Regions from separate parts of the Homo sapiens genome. Here region 2 is linked to region 1. Evidence: chromatin loops called from intact Hi-C (ENCODE). Cell type or tissue: breast epithelium. All regions are shown on one strand. Links, peaks and the distances in the headings refer to the core of each region. The heading gives the core; the rest is flanking DNA.

The links. Peaks named below come from ENCODE experiments on the same cell type or tissue, not always from the same donor. Only the 100,000 strongest peaks of a DNase experiment are listed, where the experiment ranks them.
Region 2: a loop joins it to region 1, with 33 times the contacts of the local background. A loop is called at or near these places in 1 of 110 quality-filtered maps.

Annotation. Positions count from the first base shown.
Region 1 is chr13:24,642,360-24,658,461 of GRCh38, forward strand. No RefSeq gene overlaps it. Among named protein-coding and RNA genes, the nearest start is that of ATP12A, 30 kb to the right of the region's middle. In breast epithelium, for the core only: no CTCF peak of the experiment used is centred there; no DNase peak of the experiment used is centred there; H3K27ac peaks cover 376 bases.
Region 2 is chr13:24,586,675-24,602,776 of GRCh38, forward strand. It overlaps the pseudogene TPTE2P6. Among named protein-coding and RNA genes, the nearest start is that of PARP4, 82 kb to the left of the region's middle. In breast epithelium, for the core only: no CTCF peak of the experiment used is centred there; no DNase peak of the experiment used is centred there.

The DNA of each region.
Region 1 (16,102 bases), core at 7,675-10,174:
TTGTCATCGGCCCCGATAAATGTTCCACTCAAAGGGCTACGCAGTGGAGGATTTGTCCCGATTAGCACTCCAGCTCCTACCCTATACTTTGTGGGCTTAGACGATTTTACTAGTTCCTATTTAGTGTGTTCAAATAACATTTCCTAGAAGAGCAGATTTACATGCCCTCAGTTTTACAGTACTAGGAAAAGGAAAACGTCCCCCAGTTAGACATAGTACCCATTTTCATAAGACATTTAGGTAAAAGGGGTTACAACTACCTTACATAAAGCTTGTTTAAACATCATAAATTGTATAATTCTATTAAACTCTATGTTTTTATGTTCGGGTCCCAGGAACCCTTTTACACCCCCAGTCTATTTTACCTTTTCTGGTGAAAAGAGTTTGGGTTCCCAGCAGGGAGTTGTGTCTGTAAGACCTGTGAGGGACAGCAAATTGGATAAGGCTTCTTAAACAGTCCTATGATTCTGTGCAAGGGGCACTCATGTAAAAGGGGGCCCCTTAACCCCCAAATTTACCATGACCTTGAGTAGTAGGCATATTTGGTGGGAAGATACCTCAGTTATCATAAAGCCAGTCCAACATGGCTTGCATATGAAGCATGTTAATGCTTCACCTGGGGTGCTTCACTTGGTATTTTATAGAGAGAGTTGGGCAGTCCCCTTCTCAGGGCAAACAGACCTTACTGGATTTATCCAGTCCACTAGGCTGATTCTTTTCTCAGGAATAACCTTCTGTTCATTTGGATCACATATACTCATCAGTGATTGTTCAGTAGTGAGCTGTGGGTCCTGTATTAATCCAAACACGCTCTTAAATTCTGTAGCATTTAAAATGAATAATTTTGTCCTTAAAAGTGGTGGCTTTTACAATCCACTAAAGATTTTTTAAAGAAGCCGAATGATACCAGTCTACAAAATGGAACAATTTACATTATGCCCTCTGGTTTTTAATGATTACTTGGCTTTACCACAGGGTTCAGATTTAACTTTTGTTGCCCTGGCTTGCTTTCTTTTTTAATCCATTTAGTTTTATCTGTATAATTCTCTTTCATTATAAAGCTACTCTTAGTTTCTTAACCAAAAAACTTACATTTTTTTGAAAATTGACATCCTTGTGTTTTATAAAATTTTGCCAAAAGCATATTTTACGCTCCAACTATTTTAAATTTTAGTAACCCAAATTTCCAGTGGGGGAAAAAAACAGGTTTTTAACATGACTTTAAAATTTTAAATTACTGGGGAGAGTTTTAAGATTAAATTTACCAAGTTTATTTTACCGAAGATTACCAAGTCATGTGAATTAAAAGGCATCTGAGCTAGCTTCTACCAATCTGATAAGCACTTAACATTTTTTAAGTTACTTGATTAGAGCTCTTTCATGTAGTTTGGTAGTAAAATATCACTTCCCCATGACACAAATAAAGATAGAGATATAAAAAGCATGCAGAATAAAAAGGCAGTTTCAAAAGATATTTTATTTGCCAATTTTCAAGAAAATTATCTCACTTATTTTAGACAGTTAATAAAAGTAACAGCAGACAACAAAAGGTAAAGAAGAAAGCTACCATTCAAGGCCTTGCCTTTTCACAAGAGAAAGAGTTGAACTTCTGAGCTATCAATCTGAAGAATGTTAAAGACAGATGATAGAATGTTAAAGTTTAAAAACTTCATGCATTAAAAGTCAAATATTTGTAATAAAATATTGATTTGACTATTTAGTTTTGTATTAGTGTACTTTTAAGTATCAAAGACCCATCTCTACAAAGACTATTATAATTTCCTCTTCATTATAACCAACTGAATTACACAACTGTCAGAGGCATGTGAACCAGAGCAACTCTATCTTGAATAAGGGCTGGGTAAAATGAGGCCAAGACCTACTTGGCTGGATTCCCAGACAGTTAAGGCATTCTAAGTCACAGGATGAAATAGGAGATCAGTACAAGATACAGGTTATAAAGACCCTGCTGATAAAACAGTTTGCAGTAAAGAAGCCAGCTAAAACCCATCAACACCAAGATGGCCATGAGAGTGACCTCTGGCCATCCTCACTGCTACACTCCCCCCAGCGCCATGACAGTTTACAAATGCCATGGCAATGTCATGAAGTTACACCATATGGTCTAAAAGGGGAAGGCATGAATAATCTACCCCTTATTTAGCATATAACCAAGAAATAACTGTAAAAATGGGTAACCAGCAGCCCTCGGGGCTGCTCTGCCTTATGGAGTAGCCATTCTTTATTCCTTTACTTTTCCAATAAGTTGCTTTCGCTTTACTCTATGGGCTCGCTCTGAATTCTTTCTTGCATGAGATTCAAGAACCCTTTCTGGAGTATAGTGCTGCAAACACAGCTCACTGTAGCCTCAACCTCCCAGGCTTAAGCAATCCTCCTGCCTCAGCCTCCCGAGTGGCTGGGACTACAGGTGCATGCCACCATGCCCAGCTAAGCTAATTTTTTCTATTTTTTGTAGAGACAAGGTGTCACTATGTTGCCCAGGCTGGTCTCAAACTCCTGGACTCAAACAGTCCTCCTGCCTTGGACTCCCAAAGTGTTGGGATTTCAGGCATGAGCCACCACACTGAGCCAGGTGAGTTTTGACAAATATATACACCCATATGGCCCAGCACCTCAGTCACAATACAGAATGTCTCCATCACCGCACATGGTTCCCAACTCGACCTCAAACCCAAGTGCTATGGAGTCACTGATTCTGATTTTAATATGCTGTATTATTTGCTATAATACAGCATATACATTTCATGTACATTTTTGTGACAAATGATATGTTTTTATTTTCATTTTTATTGGTACAAAATACTTTCTAATTTCTCTTGTGATGTCTTCTTTTACCCATGGTTATATAAGAAATGTGTTACTTAATTTTAAAACATTTGGGGATTTTCCAAATATCTTTTATTGTTGAATTTGTAAAGGATCTATCCAACAAACTGTTGAGCTCACTTAATAGTAGTTACAGTTCATAATGAGATTCTCTTGGATTTTCCTTATAGATATTTCATCTGACAGTATAAATTTTACATCGGCCAGAATCCCCAGTGTAATATTAAACTGTGGAGGTGATAACAGGGATGTTTGTGTCTGATTTTAATGAGCCTCTTTTAAGATTTCACTATTCAGTGTGAAGTTTGCTATAGGTTTTGAGGCAATACACTTTTAATAAATTAAAGATTATTTATCATAAGCAGAGTTGGGATATTTGAGTGAATTTTCTAAATCTACTGATATAACAATATGATTTTTTCTTTTAATTTGCCAGTGTGATGGATTACATTGAAGATTTTTTTTGCACTCCTCAGATAAACTCTATTGCTCTTTTTATTTTGAATAAAATTCTGGATTTATTTTGCTTGCTATGTTGTATTTTGATAGTGATTTTAACATATCTGAAATATGTTTGAGCAGAAGTGAGGTGAGAATCAAAATTAGCTTATTCTACAGCTATTTTTTCTTATACCGTTTATTGAATGATTCATGTTTCCCATACAGTATGTTCTAAATAATTTTTGATCTTTCTTTTATTATTGTTATTTAATTTTTATTTTTTGAGACAAAGTCTCATTCTGTCACCCAGACTGGAGTGCAGTGGCATGATCTCGGCTCACTGAAACCTCTGCCTCCTGGGCTCAAGTGATCCTCCCACCTCAGCCTCCTGAGTAGCTGGGACTCAGGTCCAGCTCAGTAACTGGGACAGGCATGCACCACCATGCCCAGCTAATTTTTTTTTTTTGTAGGGATGGGGTTTTTCCATGTTGCCCAGGCTGGTCTTGAACTCCTGGGCTCAAGCCATCCTCCCATCTCAGCCTTCCAAAGTGCTGGGATTACAGGCATGAACCACTGCACCCAGCATGGTCTTTTTTTTTTTTTTTTTTCAATATTTTCATTGTCCTGTTGTAGGGAGACCCCCTGAAACTATTGCTACGGAATAAAAGATAAAATGCCCCTGATTATCGTAAATACAAAATTGCCTGCAGGATTGTGTAAAGACAATGCCAGTTTGGGCTGCCAGAACGAGCCAACAGCGTGATGTGCTTCCCCCCTAGAGAGCCTATGAATGGACGTGCAGTCAGGGAGGTTTCACATCACCAAGATTCCTATCCCAGAAAAGCAGATGTTCATAGCTCTGGGAATGGAATGCAACCCTTGTGGAGAGCCTATAAACAGACACATGAGGGGCACCGGTTCATATGGATAAGATAGGGTTATAAATGCCCTCATCTTGCCACAGCTCTTCCAGGTCTCTTTAGGGTTAAGGCATACTCCCTTCTGAGAATTTTTGGTCTAACTGGTTGTCTAGCTTCACGTCCTGTTTCTATGGATTGTTTGCAACCAGCTTTTGCTGCAACTGTTACTGCTGATTAATATTGGCTAATCATAGGTTATGGATAGACTGTGTTTCTGTTTTAAGGCTCTGTTAGAAATTGCTGACGCACACACTATATTGTAAATTCTCATCTCTGCATACTGTACTTCTGCATACCAATGTTATGTTAAAGAATTGCTTCATCCCCATTTGACCATTTCACCTCATAATCAAACGACCCTAAATCCCTCACTAACTGACCCCCACCCTCACTAAACTTAGTAATAAATGCTGGTATATCCAGTGCATTGGCGGCATTGCAGGACCAGAAGGCGGTGACCCCCCTGGACCCAGCTTTCACTATCTTGTGTGTGTCTTTTATTTCTCAACCTGCCGATCCGCCTGGGAACAAAGAAAAAGCCCCGTTGCACTGTGGGCTGCTGGCCAGATCCTGCAATATCCTGTAGTTTTAATAAATGTATTTTAATGTTACTGGCCACTTCAGATTTTTCTTGATTGTTTAATCCAATGAAGGTTTTAAAGATATTCTCATACAGGGAAATGTTAAAATATCTCTCTCAAAGGGATGTCTATGTCTTGGCTGGAAATATTACTCAGTGAGAAATAATTTTAGGCCATAGGGAGATCTCTTTATCTTTGCAAGGGCATTTACTGCCTTAAATGCATTTTAATTGATAGGGAAGAGAGAAAGTCCAATGTAGGTCCACCTACTTGATAACTAAGGCTGAAATCCAGTTCAAGCTGGGCCTGGGGACAGCAGCAGGCTCAGGTGACCAGGGAGGAACCTGGTTCAGCTTCATTCCCTTCAGAATTCTCCAAGGACAAGGCTCCCACCCTTCCGAGCAGGCAGGACTGTGGTCAAGCACATGCCTTTGCCCACACATTAACAACTGTCATGAGTTTATGTGTTTTCTTTTCGAAGGAGGATGCATTCAGACACATCTGTGTGTGTTTCTACAGACGTACATTCAGGAATATGGAGCATCGCAGCTGGGAGTGTGCACCTGCTCCTCACAGTGATGTGACCTATCCTGATGTGTTTTCCCTTGACAATGTCTTGGAGAGCTTTCCATGTGAGTGCATGTAGGTCCAACTTGGTCTTCATAACTGCTGCATGGTGTGTCATGGTATGCAAGCACCACAACATATTTAGCCAGTCCCTGACTGATGGGCATCTAGGTTGTTGCCACTTATCCACTATTCCATTGACATAGGAATCTTGCAAGATAAAGTTGAAAGGTAATTCAGTGGCATTTGAGGCTCTCTGTAGTGTTCTGAAGTCTTACCTTCAGGTAACATGCCTTTTCCCAAAGAGTACACTCCAGTCAAACTAGTCTAACACGATTTTCTAGCTCAAAATCTGCACAGGTCAATCCTTCCACCCAGAAGGCCCACTTCTCTTCTTTTCCTCTTTCTAAATTTGGCCTGTCTTAGAAGGCTGTCTCCTATTCCCACTCTTCTGTGAAAACTTTCCTCTTCTCTGGGCTCCCAGCCTATGGTAGTCTTTCTTTCACCAAATGTCTATTGTATTCTGTATGGCTCACTCAATATTTGTACATTTTTTTGTATTTTAATATTTCATTATATTAACAATCCTCATGTCTTCACCTAGAAGCTAATTTATTGAAGTAAGATAAATTTTCTTGCCTTTTAGCTAAAGTCTCAGCTCTATTTTCTTTCTTCTCTCTAAGCATACCTTGCCCCAAAGCTGAATAAGTCTGTCCACATTATTTCTCTGCTCACAAACCAATATGATGATGATGATGATGATGATGATGTCATCCTCAACAGCTCCCTCATGAGTGGCATCACCAGCCTTCCTCAGGTTAAGTATCACAACAAGGAGAGCATCTTCAAAGGTGACTCCTGCCTTAGGCCTACAAAAGCCCTCTCTTTTCCATTCCTCCACTCCAGTCAGGGCCCCTCCCCATTCCATGAGCCTGTTAGTTGGGAGAAGCTAGACTACATGGTCACAGGTAAATCCCAAAGTGTTAGAAGTGCAACCCAGGCTGGGCGCGGTGGCTCACACCTGTCATCCCAGCACTTTGGGAGGCCAAGGCGGGTGGAACATTTGAGGTCAGGAGTTTGAGACCAGCCTGGCCAACATGGTGAAACCCTGTCTCTACTAGAAAAAATACAAGAAGTAGCCGGGAGTGGTGGCACACGCCTGTAATCTCATCAGGAGGCTGAGGCAGGAGAATTGCTTGAACCCGGGAGGCAGAGGTCGCAGTGAGCCGAGATCGTGCCTCTGCACTCCAGCCCAGGTGACAGAGCGAGACTCCATCTCTAAAAAAAAAAAAAAAGAAGAAGAAGAGCAACCCAAATTCGGGTCTTCCTCACTCACCTCACACCTGGCCGTGGGTCAGAACGGCCTCCTTGGCAGCTCCTGCTCCTCCAGCAGCCCTGCCACCCCCAATCTTCACTTGTAGCCACACAGCTGGAAGGAAGCTTGTGCCCAGGACTCACACTTCCTCTTGACAGCCTCCAGCCAGGCCAGCACCGCACTTCCGCTCACCGCCTACAGCCTCTACTTGTCCCAAGGCTTCGCATAACTGGAAGAGAGACTGGGAAGCGCAGGGCACACGGAACACCTGAAGAGCACTCCTGTCTGTGCCCCGGAGCTGCCGGGATCAACTGGGGGCTCTAAGAAATGGAGGCAGCAGGAAGCTAGGAAAGGCAGGGAGTGCCTGGAGGTATTGATCCAGGTATGGGGCCTCAACCAAAAACATCTGCCCCAGTACCCTCTGAGAATGCTGACTCGGTCACCCTGCCTCCAGTTCTACCAATGACAGAGGCATCTGGCTTACTAATTTTTCTTTTTGAAAATCGCAGGTCTTCTGAGAAGTCTAAGTGGCCTCCTCTCTCTCTCTCTCCGAATAATTTAAAGAGGGTTTTCCCCACAACCTCTAGGTGAAGTCAGTGAAAGAAGAGGCACTTTGTTTGGAGAAAATAAGCAGGAGTCTTGGAGGATGGATAACTGTAGAAAGTGGGCATGCCTGGGCAAGGTACAGCCACTCTGAGGGCACTTCAGGTGACATAAAGTGGACAGCAGCAACTTGGGAGGAGCAGGAAGCCCCTCTGCATAGGGCATCCTCAGCCAGCCCTGGAGAGGAGTAAACCCTTCTCCCCTCCTCCCCCCTTCTCCCTCCTCCTCTCTTCCCCCTCCTCTCCTCCACCCTTCCTCCCTACCTCCTCCCTTCTCCCTCACCTCCTTGCCCCTGCCTTATCGCCCTGCTGCTGGAGCACAGGTTTCAGGTTGGCTTCATATTTAGCTGTAAATCCCAAGAGAAACATGGCAGAGTTAAAAATTAATTCGATTGGCACATTTCAACTACTTTGTGGATTATATAGGCTTTTCTAACTCTGCCTGGGGATTCAAACAGCAACTTCAACTCTTTCTGTGGAACAAAATAATAATGTTCTAAGTTCCAAAGTCCAGGATTATGTTTTTTTAAATAAAGCCTATTTTCTTTTTTCCGATTATAAAAATAATACATGTAATAATGGACTTTGAAAAATACGGGTAAATATACAGAAACCAATATAAATCATCCATAGTTTCACTTTAGAACCACAACTCATTCCTTAACTGGGACAGGGCACACTGCCAGTTACCAGACGAAATTCATGTTTTCAGCTCCCTGGGTCCACAGCTGGAACTGATTTCCAGCATCTATTGCCATCAGATCCAGCTAAGGACTACCTCCTAGCCAGTGAATTTGAATAGTGCTTGTACAGGCCCCTTCTAGGCCTGGCCTGAGGAGAGCCTCCATGCCTGCCCTTCACAGGCCCTTCTCCTCCAGCCAGCTGGGTGGAAGGTGCTCTCTGAGGCAACCTTGGAAGCCAGATATTGAAGATGGAAGTGCCCTTCAGCCTGGGTCCTGCCATAGGTCTGTGGAGGAGGCCCCGTGCTGAGCCTCATCCACCCTTAGTGCGGAGTAAGAAAATGCTCTTCTGGCTGGGCATGGTGGCTCATGCCTGTAATCCCAGCACTTTGGGAGGCCGAGGCAGGTGGATCACTTGAGGCCAGGAGTTCAAGACCAGCCTGACCAACATGGTGAAACCCCACCTCTACTAAAAATAAATAAATAAAATAACTGGCCGTGGTGGTGTGCATCTGTAGTCCCAGCTACTCAGGAGGGTGAAGCAGGGGAATCACTTGAACCAGAGAGGTGGAGGTTGCAGTGAGTGGAGATCGTGCCACTGTACTCCAGCCTGGTGACAGAGCGAGGCTCCATCTCAAAAAAAAAAAAAAAGAAAAAAAAAGAAAAGCAAAGAAAAGTGCTCTTCTCCCGCATGACAGTTGTCCTGCGTTTGGGGTCTGCTCCTTTCTACATTACCCTGTCCTGCCAACATGGCTAAGGACTACCTCAATTTCTCTCCTAAACTGCACACTGTCTACTGCAGGCCTAGCATGCACAGCAAGCCCTCAGCAAACTCAGTTTTTCACAGTGAAATGATTCCTGTAGGATCCTTTCCCTTTGACAGCTGCAGAAGCGTCAGTGCTAGAGCAGAGGCCTTGCTGTCCAACAGCCCTAATGCCAGCCTCACTGGGAAGCCTTTGATGGCTTCTGGAGTTTTCCCTTTCCTCCTTTCCTCCGCTAAGAACAAGACCATAAACGTTTCAAAAACACAGTGAGGTCTAACAGAAAAGGAGTTTAATACTTCTTTCACAATTCCAGAGCCTCTGGGGAAATGTCCCATCAGCATATCTAAATCCTAACCAGTATCTTCTAGCAGAAGTTTCGGTGCCACAAGCAGACATTGATGGGTTGATTGAGACACAACATCCCTGTCTACAGCACACACTAGTTCCAAGCATGCGGACAGGGGGCTTGGAACATGCGCAAAAGCAAATGCTCCACAAAAAAAAGAACAGCAGGAAAGTGAACCTAGAGGATTGAGAATGAAGAGTGAGACAATACAAGAAAGAAAATGTTTCCACCATTAGGAAAAAAAAAAAAAAACAGAAACATTGACTTTGATCTCCATTGTTAGAAAGAAAAAGAAAAAAATCAGAAACACATATATATTAAGGCAACAGTAAAAAGATGAGACCAAAAACATGAAAGGAAAGCTGAAGATCCAGGTAGAAACTCAAAGGTTTTGCAGCCTTCCCATCGCCACTGGCTGGGAGGGCCGGGCAAGGCTGGATTCTCCACAGTTACTGGAGGTAATGAGCCTCCTGGGACCTTTCACCCACTTTCTCATCAGTGAACATACCTGGGCCTGGGATTATGCTAACTATTCTGGAACTGCCTCTTCAAACCAGTCTAACAGCTTGCTCAAGGCACAGTGATGCAGGACCAAGATGAAAGGAAACGGAAGCATGTTAGGATCATTGCTAGGGTCATTCAAATACACCCTGAAACTGCACCTTCCGCCACCAAATGGACCAACAGATCGAGGGTTGCCTGCCAAGGGGACTTATGGCCTGAGGCCCCAGCCCTCCCGCTGCAAGTCAGGCCCTGACAGGGGCGGTGTGAGACCAGGTGGGATCCCATCAACCATATTAATATGAGAGGCAGGAGCTGGTTTGGGACAGGTCCTAAGCCCTCACCACTGCACACCAGTTTCCTAGAACCACAGGGTTCTGTCAATGTCAAAGCAAACAGTAGGACCAGACAGGGCTGTGAGAAGGGTCTAGAATCAAGCCCATCACCCTGCACATCTTGGAGGAGAGCTACTGTTCACTGTAGAAGACACCCCTCCCTGGGCATGATCAGCGTCTACTTGGGCAATGCTGTGCTGTCCCAGAGTCTTGCCCTGCAAAGCACACTTCAGGGCAGGGCAGGGCCCCTTCCTGGTAAGTCTCATGCCTGCCAGGCCACCAAGAATCTGCCAGCCCCCATCAGGCTGGCTCCTGCACTTACTCCCCCGGCTATGTGTCTCAGAACTGCTTTGTGTTGACATAGTGGGAAGTACCCTACATGATGTAAAATAACACCAGGACCAGCCTTCAACAAAACTGTGAGGTAGGCACAGTTTACCTCGCCCACTCTCCCACTTCTGTGTCTCCATCATCCAGCCTTCCATTCCCATCATGGCCCTGCCTTCGGCCACTGGCATCCCTCTAAAATGACCAGCTGCTGCAGGCTGAGGATGTGTATGTCCTAAATGAGTCCCTTAGAAATCAAAAATCTATAAGGAGGAAACAAGAATAATAGGATTTCAGGCCTCTGAAAGATATTGAAGACATACAGACAGGTACCTGCTAGATCCTTCCCAAACTAAGTTGTATGAACAACTTAGTACATGTTTTAGACTTTTTGTGCCCAAGGACATGAGTCTTCAAAGCTGACACACTTTCCTGGGTCTGGAAAGTCTTGACAGTCCAGCTGTGGAAGTAGTTGTGGTGCATCACCCTGGAAGTGCAAACCGTTAACTCTATCTGCTCCTGCAGCCCGCATCAGTCCAAGCCTGACAGCTGACCTGGACACTCCACGCAAAAAGCTGCTAATGCAACCATAAAGAAACCAAATTTGAAGAAAACCCAGGTGATTTTTAACAATTTTTTTTGTAGACAAGATCTTGCTATGTTCTCCAGGCTGGTCTTGAACTCCTGGCTTCAAGTGATCCGCCTGCCTCAGCCTCCCAAAGTGCTGGAATTACAGGTATGAGCCAGCGAGCCCGGACAACCCAAGTGATTTTTATGAAAGGCTTCCACTTCCTCCTTCGCCTGCTTAGCCCATTCCCAGCATTATGCCAGCCTAGCAAAGCCAACAGATCTGTGTTGCCCTCCACCTTCTGGCCCCTTCCACATTCTGCAGGAGACCCTATCAAAAGAAACAGCAGGAATCAAGGAGGAAAACCAGGAGGGAAACAAGGGCTGGATGGTCTGTGTGCTGGCAGGTCAGCCCTAATGACCAGGAAGCCACCACAGGCAAACCCCTGGATGGAGCGCCTCTCCCCACAGCCTGCCCACCAACCAGGCGAGGGGGCCTGGCTCCATGAGGAAACCTGGCGGGACTCACAGCTGCCATTTGGCAGCTTTCCGGTTCTTTATCCAGAGTTCTTTTCCTTATGCTGGACCACCCCTTGGGCAAGCATGCCTGATTCCAGGCAACTATTTTCCTGACTGAGCAGTATAAAGATGCCTACTGAGAGAGAGAGAGAGATATTCCTCAGTCCCCTTTCAACCACTGACACCAAGGCCATTGGAGGAAGTCACCATCCTACATTGTCCTTCTCATTGCCTATTTCTTGGGTGAAATGGGTCTCCATGAGCACGGATCCCAGGAGTCTGGGTCTCAGACGATACAGGATGAGGTGCACCACCAAAATAAGAAGTTGGACAAAACACAGATCATTATAAATGGACTAAATCCACCTATTAAAACACTGAAACACCTGTAATCCCAGTGCTTTGGGAGGCCGAGGAGAGAGGATCATTTGAAGCCAAGAGTTTGAGACAAGCCTAGGCAGCATAGCAAGACCCCATCTCAAAAAAAAAAAAAAAAAATTAGCTGCGAGTGGTGGCACACTCCTGTAGTCCCAGTTACTTGGAAGGATGGCTTGAGCCCAGGAGTTGGAGGCTGCAGTGAGCTATGATCACACTACTGCAATCTAGCCTGGATGACAGAGACTCTCTCAAAACAGCAACAACAACAAAAACCCTTCGGTTTGTGTTGTTTTTCAAATCCACCTGTACATTACTTACAAAAGGCAAACCTTAAAAGAAACCACCATGGAAAGATTGAAAATAAATTAATGGAAAGCTGTCTATCACATACGAATCAAAAGAAAGTATGTGTCACTATACCAATACCAGAAAAATAGAAGATAGGACAAAAAAAATTATTAAGAGAGTTAGAGGGACACTACCTAATAATAACAGAAGAAACTCATCAGGGTTACCTAATGACATAATATATCAAATTATAGAGCCTTGAAATCATAAAGCAAAAGCTAACATAAATTACAAGAAGAAATTCACAAATCCTCAACTATAACGGGAGATTTTAAGACGCCATAAATGAGAAACTAAAAGATCAAATGTATAATTAATTAAATTATAGAATGATGGAACAATGGCATTCAGAGCCAATCCGAAGGTTCCCAGACTCCACACTGAGGCACCCCAGAGTGCCGAGCTGGAGTCATGGGAAGCTGCCGGAGACTTCAGCTGCAGAAGACTTTAAGTTTCCAGGGAAAGAGCTGCACAAAACATCTGGTCAGGAACCACGCAAGCTTTGAGTTTGAGAGCTCATAGTTTCAACATCAGATCACACTACATTCTTTTCATAATTTCATATTTTTGTGAAGCTGGATTTTCAGCCATTGCTGTGATAAACAGTAAGTAGCCTGGGAAAATCACGATGGAACAAGAAACGAGCGTGGCAGGAGCCTCCAATCTGCTTCCAAGAGTTGAGAAGTGGTACAGTACCCAACACACACATACATCTCATGAAGAGGCAATTGTAGTTATGTAAGAAGCTAAAAATATTTTTTCTTTCAATTACTGTACATGTATTATTTTTTCAAACAGCTACAAGTTGTTAGGATGCAAATACTAATGAAGTCACTTGGATCTAACTACTTAATAAACAAAACCATTAGGTATTTCTTTTGGTCTAGGGGTACCACACAAATAATTACTGAGTCACTAAGGGTGACGTGAGCAGAGAAAGTTTGGGAATATCTGGCCTAATCGAATAATGTATATAGAAACATACGCTCCAAAACTGAAAATACCTAGCACTTTGGGAGGCCAAGAGCAGGGGATTGCTTCAGCCCAGGAGTTTGAGAACAGCCTGGGCAACATAGCAAGACCTTGCCTCTACCAAGAATTAAAAAAAATAAAAATAAAAAAACCAAACACACACACGAAAACTGGCCAGGCATGATGGTGCACCTATAGACCCAGCTACTTGGGAAGGAGGGGGCTGAAGTGGGAGGATTGCTTGAGCCCAGGAGGTCGAGGCTGCAGTGAGCCATGACCACGCCACTGCACTCCAGCCTGGGTGACAGAGTTAGACCCTGGCTCAAAAAATAAAAAAAGAAAAAACAAAATTGGAAATATACATTATTTTCAAGCATACAGGAAACTTTTTAGAAAATTTTAGAAAAGGCCGGGCGCGGTGGCTCACGCCTGTAATCCCAGCACTTTGGGAGGCTGAGGCAGGCAGATCACGAGGTCAGGAGATCGAGACCATCTTGGCTAACACAGTGAAACCCCATCTCTACTAAAAATACAAAAAATTAGCTGGGTGTGGTGGTGGGCGCCTGTAGTCCCAGCTACTCGGGAGGCTGAGGCAGGAGAATGGCGTGAACCCGGGAGGCAGAGCCGAGACTGCGCCACTGCACTCCAACGTGGGCGACAGAGCCAGACTCCATCTCAAAAAAAAAAAAAAAAAGAAAGAAAAAGAAAAAGAAAATTTTAGAATATTTGATGCCTAATAAGGTCACAAAGTCCTCACCTACTTCAAAAAAAAAAAAATACAAACCATGACATCTGATCATAATATTTTAAAATTAGAAATCAATAATAAAGATCTGTTTTTGAAACACGTATATCTAGAAACGTAAACTCATACTGCTAAATATTATTGACTCAACAGAGACATACAATGAAAGTTTTGAAATATTTCTAACTTAACAACAAAAACTGCATCTTTTTTCTTTTTCAGCTTTTAGAATCAAGGGTTTGTTACAAAGGTGCGTTGTGTGATGCTGAGGCTTGGCTTATGCTTGCTCATCACCCCCGAAATAAGCATGGTACCCAGTAGTAGTTTTCAGCCCTTGCCCTCCTTCCTCTCTCTCCCCTCTAGTAGTCCCTAGTCTCTGTGGTTCCCATCTTTATGGCCAACAGTACCCAAAGTTTAGCTACCACTTGTAAATGAAAACATGCAGTATTTGGTTTTCTGTTTCTGCATTAGTTCACTTAGGATAATGGCCTCCAACTGCATCCGTGTTGCTCCAAAGGACATAGTTTCATTCTTTTTATGGCTGCATAGTATTCCATGGTGTATATGTACCACATTTTCCTTATCCGGTGTGGTAAAGGATGGTGGGTTTGATAAAGAAAATGTGGTACACTTACACCATGGAATGGGCTGAGTTCATGAAAAACTGCATTTTTTAAAACCTGTGGAAAATACTAATGGGATATAGAGGGAATTTATACTTTATGGAATTTATGTAAAAATATGAAAGAGTACAAGTAAACCCTATAAATTAGGAAGAGGACAACACAACAGAACAAACCCCAAAGAAAGTAGGAGGAATAAAATTAGACAGATTAGAGCAAACAGTAATGAATAAACAAACAATAGAGACAATCAACCAAACCAAAGCTAGTTCTTCACAGGAACTATTAAAATAGGCTAATCAGGCTGGCTGTAGTGGCTCATGCCTATAATCCCAGCACTGTGGGAAGCTGAGGCAGGCAGATCACCTGAGGTCAGGAGTTCCAGGGTAGCATGGCCAACATGGCGAAACCCTGTCTCTACCAAAAATTAAAAAATTAGCCAGGAGTGGTGGCGGGCACCTGTAGTCCTAGCTACTCTGGAGGCTGAGGCAGGAGAACCGCTTGAACCCAGGAGACTGAGGTTGCAGTGAGCTGAGATCGCACCACTGCACTCCAGCCTGGGCGACAGGGTAAGATTCTGTCATAAATAAATAAATAAACAATAAAATAAAATAGACTAACCCCATCCCACCCTCCTGCAAGATTGAGCAGCAAAAGAGAAAAACAAGTTACAAATAAGCAAACAAGCAAATTTAGAATGAGAAGGAGGCATGTTTACATACTCAGTAGAGATTTTTAGATTGGTAAGGGAATGCTACAAACAAGTTTTATGTCAATAAATTTGGAATCTTTAATGAAATAGAAAAATTCCTAGTAAAATATAACTTGCCAAATTTGGTCAACGAATGAATAGAAAGAGTAGAATAATAGAAAGAAATGGATTCCGCACTCACAAATATCCCACCTTAAAAAAAAATCAGGGAATAACAAATAAATTAGGAAAATACATGAATCTCCCATGCAAAAATTCCAGATAATTTATGTAGGCACTTTGCCCTCAGGAAAATGAAGCATAACGTCCCACTCCATAGATGTGGCTTTTTTTCAAAGAGTGCAGTACTGATTAGGGGTGTGAGGAGGAGAGCCACCTCACAGTGGAGAAACCGACAAACACTACCGCAGCCAGATGCTCAAGGCCAGTATTGATGGTGATAAGTCATATGGATACTACCTGCCCTGATATAGTGTGATGAGAACAGCACCTCACCTCTGTGGCCTTCTTCCCCAAAACCCATAAACCTAGTCTAATGAGAGAAGAAAATACCAATCCCAATTGAGGGGCGTTCTGCAAAATACCTGATCAGTACTCCTCACAACTGCAGAGGTCATCAAAAACAAAGTCGGACAAGCTGTCACAGCCAAGAGGAGCCAAAGGGGACGTGACAATTAAAGGTGATGTGGCATTTTGTAGAACACTCTGGGACAGAAAAAGGGCATTAGGGAAAAACAAAGTAAATTCAATAAAGTATGGACTTTAGTGAATAATAATGTCTCAATACTCATTCATTAATTGTAACAAATGTACCCATGCTAATATAAAGTGTTAATAATAGGGGAAAGTGTATGTTGGGGGGAGAAGAAGATGGAAATGCTCTGTATTCTCTATCTGCTCACTTTCTCTGTAAATCTAAAACTTCTAAAAAATATTCTAGTAACTAAAAAGCCGTGATTGCTTCATACAGATGCAAAAACTAATTAAAATCCAGCAATTGTTCATTATTTGT
Region 2 (16,102 bases), core at 9,164-11,663, 54 kb before region 1:
GGAAAGGACAAGGCTGAGAGAATTCCAGGGCTTCCTTGAGAAAACAGAATTGAGGAAATGCAAAGTGAAGAATTCTAGCATCAGGAACAAGAGAAGAATGATGGAAAACCTGCTACTGAGGTATGGAGGTATTCCTCTGGAGTTTTCACTTATACCATTCTCTCATGCCCAGGAAGCTGCTCTTCACCAAACCACAAGCCTTCCTCTAACTCAGTCACAACTAAGCTTCTATCTGGACACTGATGATGCTGTAACTGTTTTGTTGTGCTTCTGATTAGTTGCCCTCTCAACCATAAGCAGCCTATAAACAGGGCCTGGCTCCATCCTTGTTACTTCCCCATTGCACTGAATTCAGTATTTTTCCCTCAAGGTAGATAGTTGTGGGGCAGCATCCCTAAAAATGTCCAGTTATATAATGGCATCCAGTAAATGTTTTCTTAATTACTTACCTCCATTAACAAGCTTTATGCAAAAAAAAAAAAAAAAAAAGGAATGCTGACTTTAGACTTCATCTCCACTTAAAGGAAGATTTCTGTTGCTTTTCACAATAGATATGTTGGATATTTTGCACAAGTGAAACATCTCTACAACTGGAATCTCCCTCCAAGACGGATACTCTTTATAATAAGATTCATTATTTATTCGATTCGTGGTAAGTGCTTTATGTGTAATTGAAGAATTGGGCAGGAGGGCCAATGTCCCCACTCTGGGAGAGTTTTGCTCATAGTTATATATACAGATGAGCCTAACTCATACCTGTCTTTTTACATATTGTCACACAGGAACTCCTCCTTATTTATGCCCCTCCTCCTGCAATTGCCCATTGATTGCCAGCCCTGAGATGTTCTTCACTTTTTCTTTTCCATCACCAACTTGGGGGACTTCATCCCCTTCCCATCTCTCCTGTTCTCATTGCTCCTCCGGTCTCAACCCAGGTGGACTTTTCCGGGCAGAGGGAGCCTCTGATGAGGGAGGAGGAGGACCCATGTGCCCTCAAGCCTGCTTATTTCTCAGAACCACCTCTAGTTCAGAGTTTGCCTTGGTGGAGGTGTCTCCGTATCGTATCATTTTCTCACCTTCTTTTAGAGGCATTTTTTTTTCTCATCACCCTGGGCTCTCCCTTTCCCCTCTCTCCTCCATCTGTAACCCTCTCACTCCCAGCTTACACTCAGGGGAGGCGGGAAAGCAGGATGTGTCTGTGTGGAAGGAATGGGGACTCACCACTCCCACTGCCAGAGAGGTAGCAGGGAGGTGATGCTTCGGAACCCCTAAAGCAAACCTCTTCTAGCAGCCAGCTTGTGGACCTGAGATGGTGCCAGTGCTGGGTGCTATAGGTGCCATGGGGCCAGGATGCTGGTGTCCACACAGACAGCGTAGTATTTTTAGCCTTCTGAGTTTAGTTCTACATTTCACTGATTTCTGGTAGACATCAATAGAAGGAAGTTCTGCACCTGGAATGGGAAAGAGGGAACTGAGGCAAGAAACTGTGATTTCTAATGACAAATGAATATCATGGTGTTAGTGAAAACAAAATTAAATGAAAAGAAAACAAACAGCATATGAGATGAGCAATCAAAGATAATACACTTGTTTATTAAAATATTTGTTTTAATTTTCTACCTTTAGTTTTGTACATATTTGAATTAAAATTAACGTAGAGTTGAGAGAAAAGCAATAAAAAAATTAATTGGCTGAGAAACCAAGTCTTTGAGGAAATGCTGAGGGAAGTGGGTCATTTGAATTGAAAAAAAAGGAACAAAAGAGCCTTTGTCTATAAATATATACTGAACACCACGGGAATTTTTGGATATAAAAATCCTATATTTTTATAGAGATTGCCTCAGGAACTGGCCTTAAAGTAGGGCCAAAGTAGTTAAACTCCAGTATTTATTATTAAGAATCATTATGATTAGAAGTCTGAGGAAAGCAACATATTAGCAAGAAAGGTTGCAAGTCACCTTCCCAGAATTGTCTTTTTCTTTTCTTTTCTTTTCTTTTCTTTTTTTTTTTTTTGGAGACAGAGTCTTGTTCTGTCATCCAGGCTGGAATGCAGTAGTGTGATCTCGGCTCACTGCAACTTCCACCTCCCGGGTTCAAGCAATTCTCCTGTCTCAGCCTCCTGAGTAGCTAGGATTACAAGCATGTGCCACCACGTCTGGCTGATTTTTGTATTTTTAGTAGAGATGTGGTTTCACCGTCTTGGCCAGGCTGGTTTAGAATTCCTGACCTCAAGTAATCCTCCACCCACCTCAGCCTCCCAAAGTGCTAGGCATGAGCCACCATGCCCGGCCTACCTTCCCTAAATATTTTTTCTGGAAAGATAAAGTGATGGGATTCTAAGTCTTTGAAGCTGAACTATGTATATGTTTTTTCTCTTCTCTAGTCTTATAAAATCTGCTTTAGGAGACAGAACTAGGCTTGAAGACTTGTCTTTCAAAGACAAAATCCATGCAAGACCAAATAAGTAACTATTGATAACATTGTTAGCTTGGATAATTTTTTCTCTTTTTAATCCATGATGTTAATTGGTGAGACATATTGATGTTCACGCTAACCAACCTAACTTTTTTATTTCATTTAGGTGTTGGAACAGGCGATGTATGTGATCTAAAATTCCAAATAGTAATGGAGAAAAAGGTTGTCTTTTCCAGTACTTCATTAGGAAATTGTTCAGTAAGAGAAAACATGTGAATTGAAAAACTCTGATGTTTGTTTTAAGGCTGAATGTCAAACCAGCAATGTTCACCTCCCTAAACTATCACTCACCATAAAGAGATTCCGTAACGCTTTCTGGTTACCATCCAACTTGGTGTCACTGGGTTTGGATGCAAACCAGAGATAAATTAACCTGTTTGTTCAAAACAGTTTTTTCAGGGTGCTTTCCAGAATTTATTTCTGGTCAGTGTTGCTTTGCCTTTCACACTTCCACAAATGCTGAGCATGTTCCCAGGAATGTATTAAGGATTTTAATTTACATATCTGGTCATTTTTAACCATATTCTCTTCTTCTCAGTCATTTGATCTTTTATTATATAGCACTGATTCTAAAACTTCAGTGTGCATGAAAACCACTGAGGAGCTTGTAAAGATTTACATTCCTAGGTTGTACCCCCAAAGTATGATTCGGGAAATCTGGAATGGGGCCCAGGAATCTATAGACTTAGCAATGTCCCAAGTGATTCTAAGTCAGACGTTCTGTGGGATGACCCTGTGAGAAACAATGCAAGGATGAATGAACTGGGGAGGAACCTCTTTATCCAAAGCAAAAGGGACCTGGTAGTCAATGTTTTGCTACAATGAAGAAATGCCTAAAACTATATACCTTTTCTGAAACAGTAAGAAAGCATCCTTCATGGTCTAATAACCATAAACTTTTAGAATTCCTACCCAGGCCTTTGTCTCAAATTCTCCTATTACTAACCCTATTCCCTGCCACCCCCTCCTCACTCCGCCCCCGGCTTTTTTGGCCTCTCCCGACTGAGGGCATTCACCCAGGCCTGACCCTTGGTTTTCTGTTCTTAGCAAATGCTTTATTCTTAAAGGGTGACCCATTCCCCTTACTTCAACTATTATTTGTTCATTTACTGAACAGCTGATGCAGGAGCTACAACATGAACAGTTTCCACTCCAACTCAAATGCATTAGCCAGTCTGAATTATCAAGGAGCTTTCTCTCTGCCTCTGCAAATGGCACCAGCATTCTTCCACTCACGCCTTGGGCTTTGATTCTCTTTGCCTCAGCCCCCTAAATCCAGCTAGTCATCCATCTCTGTTGATTATGGCTTTGACAGTTTTCTATGTTCTCCTTCCTTTCTGTTCTCACTGCCACTAATTGTCCAGAATCTCCTTTGCTCAGCGTAGATTTCTGCAGTGGTCTCCTTACCCTTTCTTTCTCCTTCTATAATGCAATGTATAGAATCCTGAAATATGCATCCTGAAATATTCCTCTCATTGTGAAAAATTGTAGGTAGAGCAGAAGACACACTGTGTGCCCATGGTCAGAGCCAGTTAACACCTTTGGCTCAACATCCTTATCTGTAAAATAAATAACACATCCAAGTGTAATGGGAATTCAATTAGATAATATATATAAAGTTTCTTTGTGAACTATAAGTCACTAAATAAGTGTCATATGTGATAATTATCAGGCCTCTTTGTCACATAGGAAATGCCCCACCATATTTTTCAACAACTTCTCTCTTTTTTCCTTGGCTGTTGAGCTCTTAAGATATAATAGCCCTAACGTAATACCTGAGCTTTTTTCCATCAGTAGCTTGACCAGCAGACTTCATTCCAAATAAACTGGGTCATCCCTTTTTGCTCTTGGAACACAACTCTAATTTAGTTATTTGGTTATAAATAAGTTATTTGGTTATAAATAAGTTAAAGAAATAACTTATTTCTTTCTTTCCTTCCTTTCTTCTTTTACTTTTTTTTTTTTTTTTCTTGAGCCAGGGTCTTTTTCTGTCACCCAGGCTGTAGCGCAGTGGCATGATCATGGCCTACTGTAGCCTCAACCTCGAGCTCAAGCAATCCCCCAATGTTTTTTTATGTTTTGAAGAGGCTGGGACTTGCTATGTTGCCCAGGCTGGTCTCAGACTCCTGGGCTCAAGCAACGCGTCCACCTCAGCCTCGCAATGTGCTGGGATTATAAACATGAGCCACACTGCCTGATATTGTTTGTTGTTGTTTTTCCAATTTTTTTTCTTTTCTTTTTGTTTTTGAGACAGAGTTTTGCTCTTGTTGCCCAGGCTGGAGTGCATTGGCACAATCTCGGCTCACCACAACCTCTGCCTCCTGGGTTCAAGCGATTCTCCTGCCTCAGCCTCCCAAGTAGCTGGGATTACAGGCATGCACTACCACGCCTGGCTAATTTTGTATTTTTAGTAGAGATGGGGTTTCTCCGTGTTGGTCAGGCTTGTGGGGAAAAGAAAGAGACATCAGACTGTTACTGTGTCTACGTAGAAAGAAGTAGACATAAGAGATTCCATTTTGTTCTGTACTAAGAAAAATTCTTCTGCCTTGAGATGCTGTGCTGGCAGAAACGTGCTGTGTTGACTCAAGGTTTAATGGATTTAGGGCTATGCATGATGTGCTTTGTTAAACAAATGCTTGAAGGCAGCATGCTTGTTAAAAGTCATCACCACTCCCTAATCTCAAGTACCCAGGGACACAAAACACTGTGGAAGGCGGCAGGAACCTCTGCCTAGGAAAGCCATGTATTGCCCAAGGTTTCTCCCCAGGTGATAGTCTGAAATATGGCCTCGTGGGAAGGGAAAGTTCTGACCGTCCCCAGCCCGACACCCATAAATGGTCTGTGCTGAGGAGGATTAGTGAAAGAGGAAGACCTCTTTGCAGTTGAGATAAGAGGAAGGCGTCTGTCTCCTGCCCCTCCCTGGGCAATGGAATGTCTTGGTGTAAAACCTGATCGTATATTCCATCTACTGAGATAGGAGAAAACTGCCTTAGGGCTGGAGGTGAGACATGCTGGCAGCAATACTGCTCTTTAATGCACCGAGATGTTTATGTATGTGCATATCAAAGCACAACACCTTTTTCTTAACCTTGTTTATGATACAGAGACATTTGTTCACATGTTTTCCTGCTGACCCTCTCTCTCCCCACTATTACCCTATTGTCCTGCCACATCCCCCTCTCTGAGATGGTAGAGATAATGATCAATACTGAGGGGACTCAGAAACTGGTGCCAGCGTGGGTCCTCCCTTTGCTGAGCGCTGGTCCCCTGGGCCCACTTTTCTTTCTCTATACTTTGTCTCTGTGTCTCTTTGTTTTCTCAGTCTCTCATCCCACCAAAGGAGAAACACCCACAGGTGTGGAGGGGCAGGCCACCCCTTCAAGGCTGGTCTCAAACTCCCGACCTCAGGTGATCTGCCCACCTCAGCCTCACAAAGTGCTAGGATTACAGGCATGAGCCACCATGCCTGGCCCATTTTTCTAATTTCTACTTTGCATTATTGCTGGTCTTTTTCCCTCCGTTTGGACTAGAGTCTATTTTCAGAGCTCTTCTTCCTTTATCTAAACTGCTTCATGCCCAATTCAATTTCTACCTCCTTAATGAAATTTTTGCATTCTGTACCTTCTGTTAACTAGCCCCCAATAGTGCATAACAGCACGCCCAGTCTTTATCATACAGATTATGTTATGTCCCATTCTACTATTGTTTCTTATGTGTACAGCTCCCAAAAGGGGCCAACTGAGTCTGCACCTCCTTTTGTGTTTTCTACAGGGCCTAGCATAGACCTTTCTTATTGTGGGTGCCTTTATTTATATGAGAGTGAGTCAAAGAAATAGTATAGCCTCAAAGTCATTCATACCATAACTTGAGCTATCTTTGGTTACTCCATCCAGCAGCCTGCATTGGTCAAGTTCAAAGATCCCATTGACAAACACAAGAGTTCTGATAAAACATGATGAGCAGGGGGACCCCACTCTCCCTCTCCCTTGGGAGGGGCATGCGGGCCCAACCCCCAAGTATTGCAGACCCCCGTTCTTATTTTTTAAATTTAGGAAATATAAAACCATGATGAGTTACACATTGCTTTTTGAATGTCAATGCTAGCTTTAAAATTGAGCTTCTTAATATATTCTCAAAAAAGGCCCTAACACATGAAAATCAAATGACACACATTAAATGATAATATTTAATTGATTAAAGTCTAATAGAAAATTCAATACTTTTTAAAAGTGTGGCACTTTTGAAAAGTGCCTCATGGCCAGGCACAGTGGCTCATGCCTGTAATCCCAGCACTTTGGGAGGCCAGGGTGGGTGGATCACGAGGTCAAGAGATTGAGACCATCCTGGCCAACATGGTGAAAGCCCGTCTCTACTAAAAATACAAGAATTAGTTGGGCGTGGTGGCACGTGCCTGTAGTCCCAGCTACTTGGGAGGTTGAGGCTGGAGAATCAATTGAACCCGGGAGGTGGAAGTTGTAGCGAGCCGAGATCATGCCACTGCACTCCAGCCTGCTGACAGAATGAGACTCTGTCTCAAAAAAAAAAAAAAAGAAAAGTGGTTCATGATAACCCTCAAACATGTTGGCCTTTAAAAGACATAAACAACAGGCCGGGTGCAGTGGCTCATGCCTGTGATCCAGCACTTTGGGAGGCCCAGGCAGGCAGATCACTTGAAGCCAGGAGTTTGAGACCAGCCTGGCTAATATAGTGAAACCCCATCTCTACTAAAAATTCAAAAATTAGCTGGGTATGATGGCATGTGCCTATAGTCCCAGCTACTCGGGAGGCTGAGGCACAACAATCACTTGAACCTGGGAGACAGAGGTTGCCGTGAGCCGAGATCACGCCACTGCACTCCAGCCTGGGTGACAGTGAGACTCTGTCTCAAAAAACAAAAAACAAACGAAAACACACACACACACACACACACACACACACACACACACACACAGACAACAGTATTGCAACTAGAAAAGATTATTAATAATTATTTATGCATGTAGTGATTGGGCTGTGAGACCAAAAGTACTTGATAAATATAGGAAGTCATGATAAGTGAAAAGGACCTTTTGTTATCGTTATCTAGGTTTGTAGTTCTCAATTCCATGTGTTCATTCACAGATACTGCATGACATTGAAACAGCTGGTGTATTAACTAATGTATATGACAGTCCATCTCTGTACGATGATGTGAAAGTGCAGTTTTTCTCTTCGGTGAGTAATCACAAAATAGCCTCTGCCATTGTTCTTGTCTGGTCTAATGATTTTATTTAAGATTTGCTTTACTACAATTCCCAACAAGGGAGGGGGAGGGGGAGGAAAACAATAAATCAGATCTATAACAAATTTTTTTAAAAGAACATATGTAATTTGAATAATTTTTGTTCATTTGTTTTTTTCTAAATTGTAAATTTTCTAAATTTTTCTAAATTTACATGTATTCTCAAATACATGTAAACACAAAAATACAAAATAAACACAAAAAAAGTAAAAGCCAAGATGCTAAAAAAAAAAAAAAAAAAACCCAAAGGTATGTTTTACTGCATAGCAATGATTACATTTTGTTTTGCATCTTTTTTAAAAAATTAAGAAGTTGAGACAGAGTCTCACTCTGTCACCCAGGCTGGAGTGCAGTGGCATGATCATAGCTAACTGTAGCTTCAACCTCCTGGGCTCAAGCAATCCTCCCACCTCAGCCTCCCGAGTAGCTGGGAGCACTGACTGGAAAGAGAGTTAGGTTTGGGTGACTCAGCTAGGTGAAACACAGAGGAGGTAGCACAATACAACACATGAAATAACCAAAACAGTTTTTTATTAATTCCAGAGAGAAGAGGGCAGCACACTTCGCAGGGCCAACTGGAAGGGGGAGCCATCCAGGAGACCTGTGCTCGACTGATGGGTGGGAGCAATAGCGAGAGACAGGGAGGGACCTGAGAGTGGAAGCCTTTATTGGGATGTAAGGTGGTACCTGAGCAGGTTTCCTGTGGGGAGGTCTAATTTGGTTTAACACAAGCAGCCATGAGTCTCTACTGTGACTGAGAGGTGGTCACTGATATATCCACGTGGTCCCTGCAGAGTATGGGGGCCTATGGGGGGAGTCAAGTAGGTTATATCTAGCTGTCCCATAATAAAGTGGTCACCAGGGGAAGGTTGTATAAGGCAGATATCGGGATCAGTCACATGGAGAAACTGGGAGATGAACTGGAAACTGCTGAGGGTGACTGAACCCTGCTTCTGATATCAGAAAGTCCAATTTATATTTAAAAGGGATGCTGAGGCAACAAAAAAATTATAAGAATTCACTACAATCTAGTTGGGTATATATAGGCATAGGTCCTTAGTAGAGTCTGTTTGGCACTATCTAAACCAGATTCAAATAGCAGCATTTAAATTAAATACCTATCATGGAAAAAATACTATTCCTTGAAAATTTTGATAGAAACAGCAAGAGAATGCAATAGCATTTTCTTAAAGCCTCCTCCTTTGTGTCTTGAGTGTATTATAGATTGCAGAGTGCCACATATTTAATGGTTATAATTGTTTGATAAATATAAAAAGGAATAAAGGAAGGAACTTTAATTTCTTTGGAATGATTAGTTCTTGGTATCAGTTTTACTTTGAAATTTTTTTTCTTTTTAGAATCTTCCTAAATACTATGACAATTGTTCATTTTTCTTCTGGTTCAACACATCTTTTATTCAAAATAACAGGTATGAATATAATATAAACCCATAGAAACAGCCATTAGGCTGTCTGCTCAGCACCTTCAATATATCAGGTCTCTGTCGGTAGGTGCTGATTTACCAGTGACGAACCACCACCAAATTTTGTGCTAAAGTAAGGCAGGACCTAGGGAGGCTTCAGCTAGATGAAAAGCTGACAGACACACTTAAATCTAGGAGAAGTTACAAGACACAGTATTAAGGAATACAGCTAAGAAATATCATTAAGTAATGGTCTATTTAAATAGCCATTTAAATGTGGCTTTCTAATAACTGAATTGGGAAATCTTTCTGAAAAATTATTAATTGGGTTTGGAGATTATTGTTCCAAAAAAACCTACCATATTTGGAAATGCATTTCTCAGTCTAGAAGTTCTCCACTATAAGTAGCATTTGTTTTGTGATGGTGAAAAATTGGGATTTTTTTTTTGTATCAACCATACTCTTCAATACAAAAGGACAAAATATTTTTTAAATGATTTAGGTCAGAATTGAAGAAGTGGCTATGATTATATGTGGCATGAATTGATAGTTATTGTTACATCCAGTCCTAATCTTTTCTTCAAATGTGAACTGGATCGAATAACTCCTTAAGTCCAGCAAGGCAACAGGAAATTAAACCTCTGGTCTACATACTTGCAATGCAAAACATTTAATGGATTTTGATAGAGTGAACTTTGGATTTGACGGAAATTTTTACAAGTTTTTTTTTTGGATGCATACAAACATTAAACTTTTTCTTCTAACATGAGCAAAGTCCCTCAAAAAGTGAGACCTGGATGTAGCTTCATTTGATGCTGCTCCTCGAAAGTGGTTCTTGCTAAAGGATACAGTCTTTTTCCTTTAAAACACTATGTTCATTTTGGAGAAGTGATAAGCTAGATCACTTTTATTCTTACTTTTATATAAATTTCTAAAGATTTCTTTAACATTTAAATTTACATATTACTTGGTAAAGCTGTTTTTGTTAGTTATGAGATTGTTGTTTAGCCAAAAATGCTAACTTCTATCATTTAGAACACTAGGCATAAGTGGGTTAACCAATTTATGCCTAGTGTTCCATTATTGGAATGCTCAGCATGTGGGAGTTATATCCTACTGCTCAAGGTCATTTCCAAGGTCTGATTGTAAAAATTCAAAAAATTGCAACCTCACACATAAATTAAAAGAGATATAGTATTTTATTACTGGGTTTTCATTCATGTCTATCCTGACTGATTTCTGTCACAGAGAGAAATTTAGATATTTTATTAAACTTGGAAGTCATTAATGCCATATAAAGCAATGCTAAGAGAGTCAGCATGTGTTACTGATGTGTTGCTGAAGATTAAAGTATTTTTAAGTCTCACCAAAAAGGTGGAAGGAGCCAACTGAGACACAAAAAAGGGGCTGAGGTTCTATTCACGGTGAGTTTCTTTTTTTGTTTCTTCCAGCTCTAACTAACGTGGGTATCCAACTGCGTGGCTTTTCGGTGAGCCCCAATATAAAATGTAATAATTTTTTTTCTATTCTTAGGCTTTATCTACCAAGAAATGAATTGGATAATCCACATCAACAAAAAGCATGGAAAATTTATCCACCAGAATTTGCCGTGGAGATACTTTTTGGCGAGAAATGACTTCCAATGACGTAGCTGGATCCGATTAAGTATAGTTTCCCCTTCCCCTTCTGGGAAAGAATTAATGTTCTTTCCAACCCCTGCCATGTGCATGTTCATATGTCCTAAGTCTTCCTTGATGATGTATCTATATTTATATATGTTTATATATGTTCTTCATAAATCTATTAAATATATATAGATAAAATGTCAGTGTTTTTCTTCTTTTTTGAAGGCACATACTTCACAGTTTCCATCTTGTATTTACATAAATTGGGAACACAGTATGCAGGAACATCAGGCATCATTTTGAAGAACTTTGAAATAGAACTTTCATAGCAAAAACTTGAGATATTTAAAAATTGTGATTCCCCAACACCCACTTACATATTTTTGGTCAAGTATTTATTCCCTGCTTTGGTTCACATTTGTAATTTCAGATTTATTAGAAAGCTAATTTATATTTTTTCTTCCACTTCATTTACAAACTGTCTGTTAACAGATTGGCAACAAAGACTAAGTTTTAAATCCAGAAGAGAGAAGTGTTTCACACAAGCAGTCCCCCAACTCCCAACACACACACAGTCTCTCATTCTGAGCACTAAATAGGTAGCTTACTTGACAAGCTTCCTTTAATCACACACAGACATGGGGGTTGGGGTAAGAAGATTGTGGTAAATATGAAGATAAGTAATCTCTGGTAACTTCTGCTTTTGTTTAAAACTGTAAGTGAAATCAAAAGAAATATTTGTTCTTAGAGTAATCTAGGTGTATTATTTTGAAATTCACTACACCTGCTCACAATTCACCTAAGCTTGGGAGGACTCTGAAGGGAGGTTATCTTTTCATTATAAACACTGGTTAGCCTTATGTCTACAGGAAATCATTATTATTTCCTCTTTGGTGCTGGGTGCTACTTTTTTTTTTTAACAAATTTTTTTATTTGTATTTTTTATTTCTTGAGACAGCATCTCACTCTGGTTGTTGAGACTGGAATGCAGTGGTGTGATCTTGGTTCACTGCAGCCTCAACCTCCCAGGCTCAGGTGATTCTCCCACCTCAGCCTCCCAAGTAGCTGGGACTATAGGCGCATGCCAGCACACCCAGCTAATTTTTTGTGTTTTTAGTAGACACGAGGTTTTGCCGTTGTTGCCTAGGCTGAGCTCAAATTCCTGAACTCAAGCAATCTGCCTGCCTCAGCCTCCCAAATTGCTGGTATTGAGGCATGAGCCACCACGCCCAGTCTGTGGGTGTTACTTTATTCAAAACACCTTTATTGCCACTGTATCTTCAGGCCATGATTGTCCTTGAAAACATTCTATCTTGGCCTTATTGAAATTATTCTTATTTGAATGATTTTCCTTTTATTGTCAAGGCCCTCAACAATCTAGACCAAGATGAGTTCATCAGGAAATGAAAGGTAACAACTAATAAGACAAGTGTCACTGCTAAAACACGGTATACTCATTCCTGAAAAACCTGGCACTCTACAGAAAGGACTAAAAAAAGAAGCGGTCCATGAAAATACAGTTTGAGAGTCCAGGGCAATCCTGTCCGGCATAGCAACTTTCTAACCAACACACTAACCGCTCGGGCCACCCAAATCAGCAGCTCAGTGTCGGGAGTTTGCCATAGAGCTTTTTAATTTTTGAGTGGAAATAGAAAAATACTTGCTCTAAGGGCTGTGGGTACCAGAATGGCACAGATGAGAGTAGAGCCCTGAGCCATGGTGGGCACGGAAGGCAGCAACCTGCCAGGAGCCAAGAGCCCCACTAGACTGGTGAGCCACCTCGCTGCAGGTGATTTTTTCTCCTCTAAATATTCCAAAAACGTTCCGACTGCCCATGCAGCAGCCCAGCTAAGGCCTTTTTCCTTTACTCCCCCTGACCTGGCTCCTGCTTTGAGGAAAAGATCATAGAACGTGCTTTCAAATTCCTTTCATGTTAATATTATGCCCTGCCATTCATATGACAGAAACATGTAGGCACAACATAGGTTACACTATTTCCTTTAAAATTCACACAGCCACAATCTACAGAGGGCATATTATGTCCTGGGTTTAGGTGAATAGGGAGGAAAATACTTAGCTGGCTCAGTGAAGATTAAGATCTGTCTTTTTCAGTACCAGAAATACAGGAAGGAAGGAAACCCCCTTTTTTATTTTAAGAATTTCCCTTTTTGAAATAAGGAGATTACCATTAAGGTTTCTCTTCCCCAGACCTCCAAGACCCACCAAAATTTCTGGAAATTATGAGTTGTCACACTATTCTGCTTTCGCTTATTCAAAGAAAACTCATTTAAGGCCTCTTTGGGTATTGCTTTCTTAGAATGCAAAATGAATGATTCTTTGAACAACTCAAGAAACTTAGATCAGAATGATACTCATGTCTTAAAATTTTAACTTTAATTTTAAATACAGGGGGAATGTGTGCAAGTTTGTTACATCAGTATATTGCACCCCGGTAGTGAGCATAGTACCCAATAGGTAGTTTTTCAACCCGCACCCTTCTCCCTCCATCCCCCTCTAGTAGTCCACAGTGTCTATTGTTCCCATCCGTATGTCCAAGGGTACCTGTTGTTTAGCTCTCATAAGTGAGAATATGTGGTATTTGGTTTTCTGTTCCTGCATTAATTTGCTTAGGATAATGGCCTCCAGCTCCATCTATGTTGCTGCAAAAGACATGATTTCACTCATTTTTATGGCTGTGTAGAATTCCATCGTGTATATGTACCACATTTTCTCTATCCAATCCACCACTGATGGGCACCTAGGTTGATTCCATATCTTTACTATTGTGAATAGCACAGCAATGAACATATCAGTGTGTGTGTCTTTTGGTAGAATGGTCTTTTTTCCATTGGGTATATATCCAATAATGGGGTTGCTGGGTCAAATGGTAGCTCGTTTTAAGTTCTTTGAGAAATCTCCAGACTGCTTTCCACAGTGGCTGAACTAATTTACACTCCCACCAACAATGTATAAACGTTCCCTTTTCTCTGCAGCCTTGCCAGCATCTGTTGTTTTTGAGTTTTTATTAATCTCCATTCTGACTAGTGTGAGAGGGTATCTCACTGTGGTTTTGATTTGCACTTCTCTGACAATCCGTGACGTGAAACATTTTTTCAGATGCTCATTGGTCACTTGTATGTCTTCTTTTGAGAAGTATGTGTCATGTTCTTTCCACATTTTTAATGTGGCTATTTGGTTTCTGTGTGTGGATTTGTGTAAGTTCCTTATAGATTCTGGATATTGGACCTTTGTTGGATGCATAGTTTGCAAATGTTTCCTCCTGTTCTGTGGGTTATCTGTTTGCTCTGTCGATCATTTCTCTTGCTGTGCCAAAGCGCTTTAGTTTTATTAGGTCTGACTTGTCAATCTTTGTTGTTATTGCAATTGCTTTTGGGGACTTAGTTAAAAATTCTTTCCCAACCAGGCGCGGTGGCTCACACTTGTAATCCCAGCACTTTGGGAGGCTGAGGCGGGTGGATCACGAGGTCAGGAGATCGAGACCATCCTGGCTAACAGGGCGAAACCCTGTCTCTACTAAAAATACAAAAAATTAGCCGGGCGTGGTGGCGGCGCCTGTAGTCCCAGCTACTCAGGAGGCTGAGGCAGGAGAATGGTGTGAATCCAGGAGGTGGAGCTTGCAGTGAGCTGAGATCACCCCAGTACACTCCAGCCTGGGAGACAGAGCGAGACTCCATCTCAAAAAAAAAAAAAAAAAATCTTTCCCAAGGCCAATGTCAAGAAGGGCATTTCTGAGGTTTTCTTCTAGGATTTTTATCACTTGAGGTCTTACATTTAAATTTTTAATCTATCTCCAGTTAATTTTTATATATGATGAAAGGTATGGGTCCAGTATCATTATTCTGCATATTGCTAGCCAGTTACCCCAACACCATTTATTGAATAGGGAGTCCTTCCCCTATTGCTTGTTTTTGTCAGCCTTGCAGTATCAGGTGGTTATAAGTGTAAGGCTTTATTCTGGGTTTTCTATTCTGTTCCATTGGTCTATATGTCTGCCTTTGTACCAGTACCATGCTGTTTTGGGTACTATAGCCTTATAGTTTGAAGCCTCTGGCTTTGCCCATTTGCTTAGATTTGCTTTGGCTATTGAGGCTTTTGGTTTCATATGAATTTTAGAATACTTTTTTTCTAATTCTGTGAAGAATGACATTGGTAGTTTGATAGAAATAGCACTGAACCTGTCAATTGCTTTGGGCAGTATGGTCATTTGAATGATACTGATTCTTCCAATCCATGAGCATGGAAAGTTTTTCCATTTAATTGTGTTATCTCCGATTTCTTTCCGCAGTGTTTTATAGTTCTTGTAGAGATCTTTCACATCCTTTGGTAGCTGTATTCCTAGGTATTTCATTTTCTTTGTGGCTACTGTAAATGGGATTCTGTTCTTGATTTAACTCTCAGCCTGGACATTATTGGTGTATAGAAATGATGTTGATTTTTATACAGTGATTTTTTTATCCTGAAACTTTGCTAAAGTTGTTTATCAGTTCTAGTAGCCTTTTGGCAGAGTCTTTGGTTTTCTGGGTATAGAATCATATCATCAGCAAAGAGAGATAGTTTGACTTCTTTTCCTTTTTGGATGCCTATTCTTTCTTTCTCCTGCCTGAGTTCTCTAGGTAGGACTTCCAGTGCTATGTTGAATAGGAGTGGTGACACTGGGCATCATTGTCTTGTTCCTTTTCTCATGGGGATTGGTTCCAGCTTTTGCCCATTCAGTAGGTTGGTGGCTGTGAGTTTGTCATAGATGGCTCTTATTATTTTGAGGTATGTTCCCTTGATGCCTAGTCTGTTGAGGTTTTTAATGTGAAGGGATGTTGGATTTTATCAAAAGCCGTTTCTGCATCTATTGAGATGATGATATGGTTTTTGCTTTTAGTTCTGTTTATGTGGTGAATCACATTTATTGATTTGCATATGTTGAATCAGCCTTGCATCCCTGGACTGAAGCCTTCTTGATTGTGGTGTATTAACTTACTGATGTGCTGCTGGATTCTGTTTCCTAGTATTTGGTTAAGAATTTTTGTGTCTATGTTGATCAGAGTAATTGGCCTGAAGTTTTCTTTTTGTGTGTTTCTCTGCCAGATTTTGGTATTAGGCTGATGCTGGCTTCATAGACTGAGTTAGGGAGGAGCCCCTCATCCTTAGTTCTTCGGAATAGTTTCAATAGAACTAGTACCAGTTCTTTTTTTTTTTTTTTTTAGACAGAGTCTCACTGTGTCACCCAGGCTAGAGTGCAGTGGTGAGATCTTGGCTCACTGCAAGCTCTGCCTCCCAGGTTCA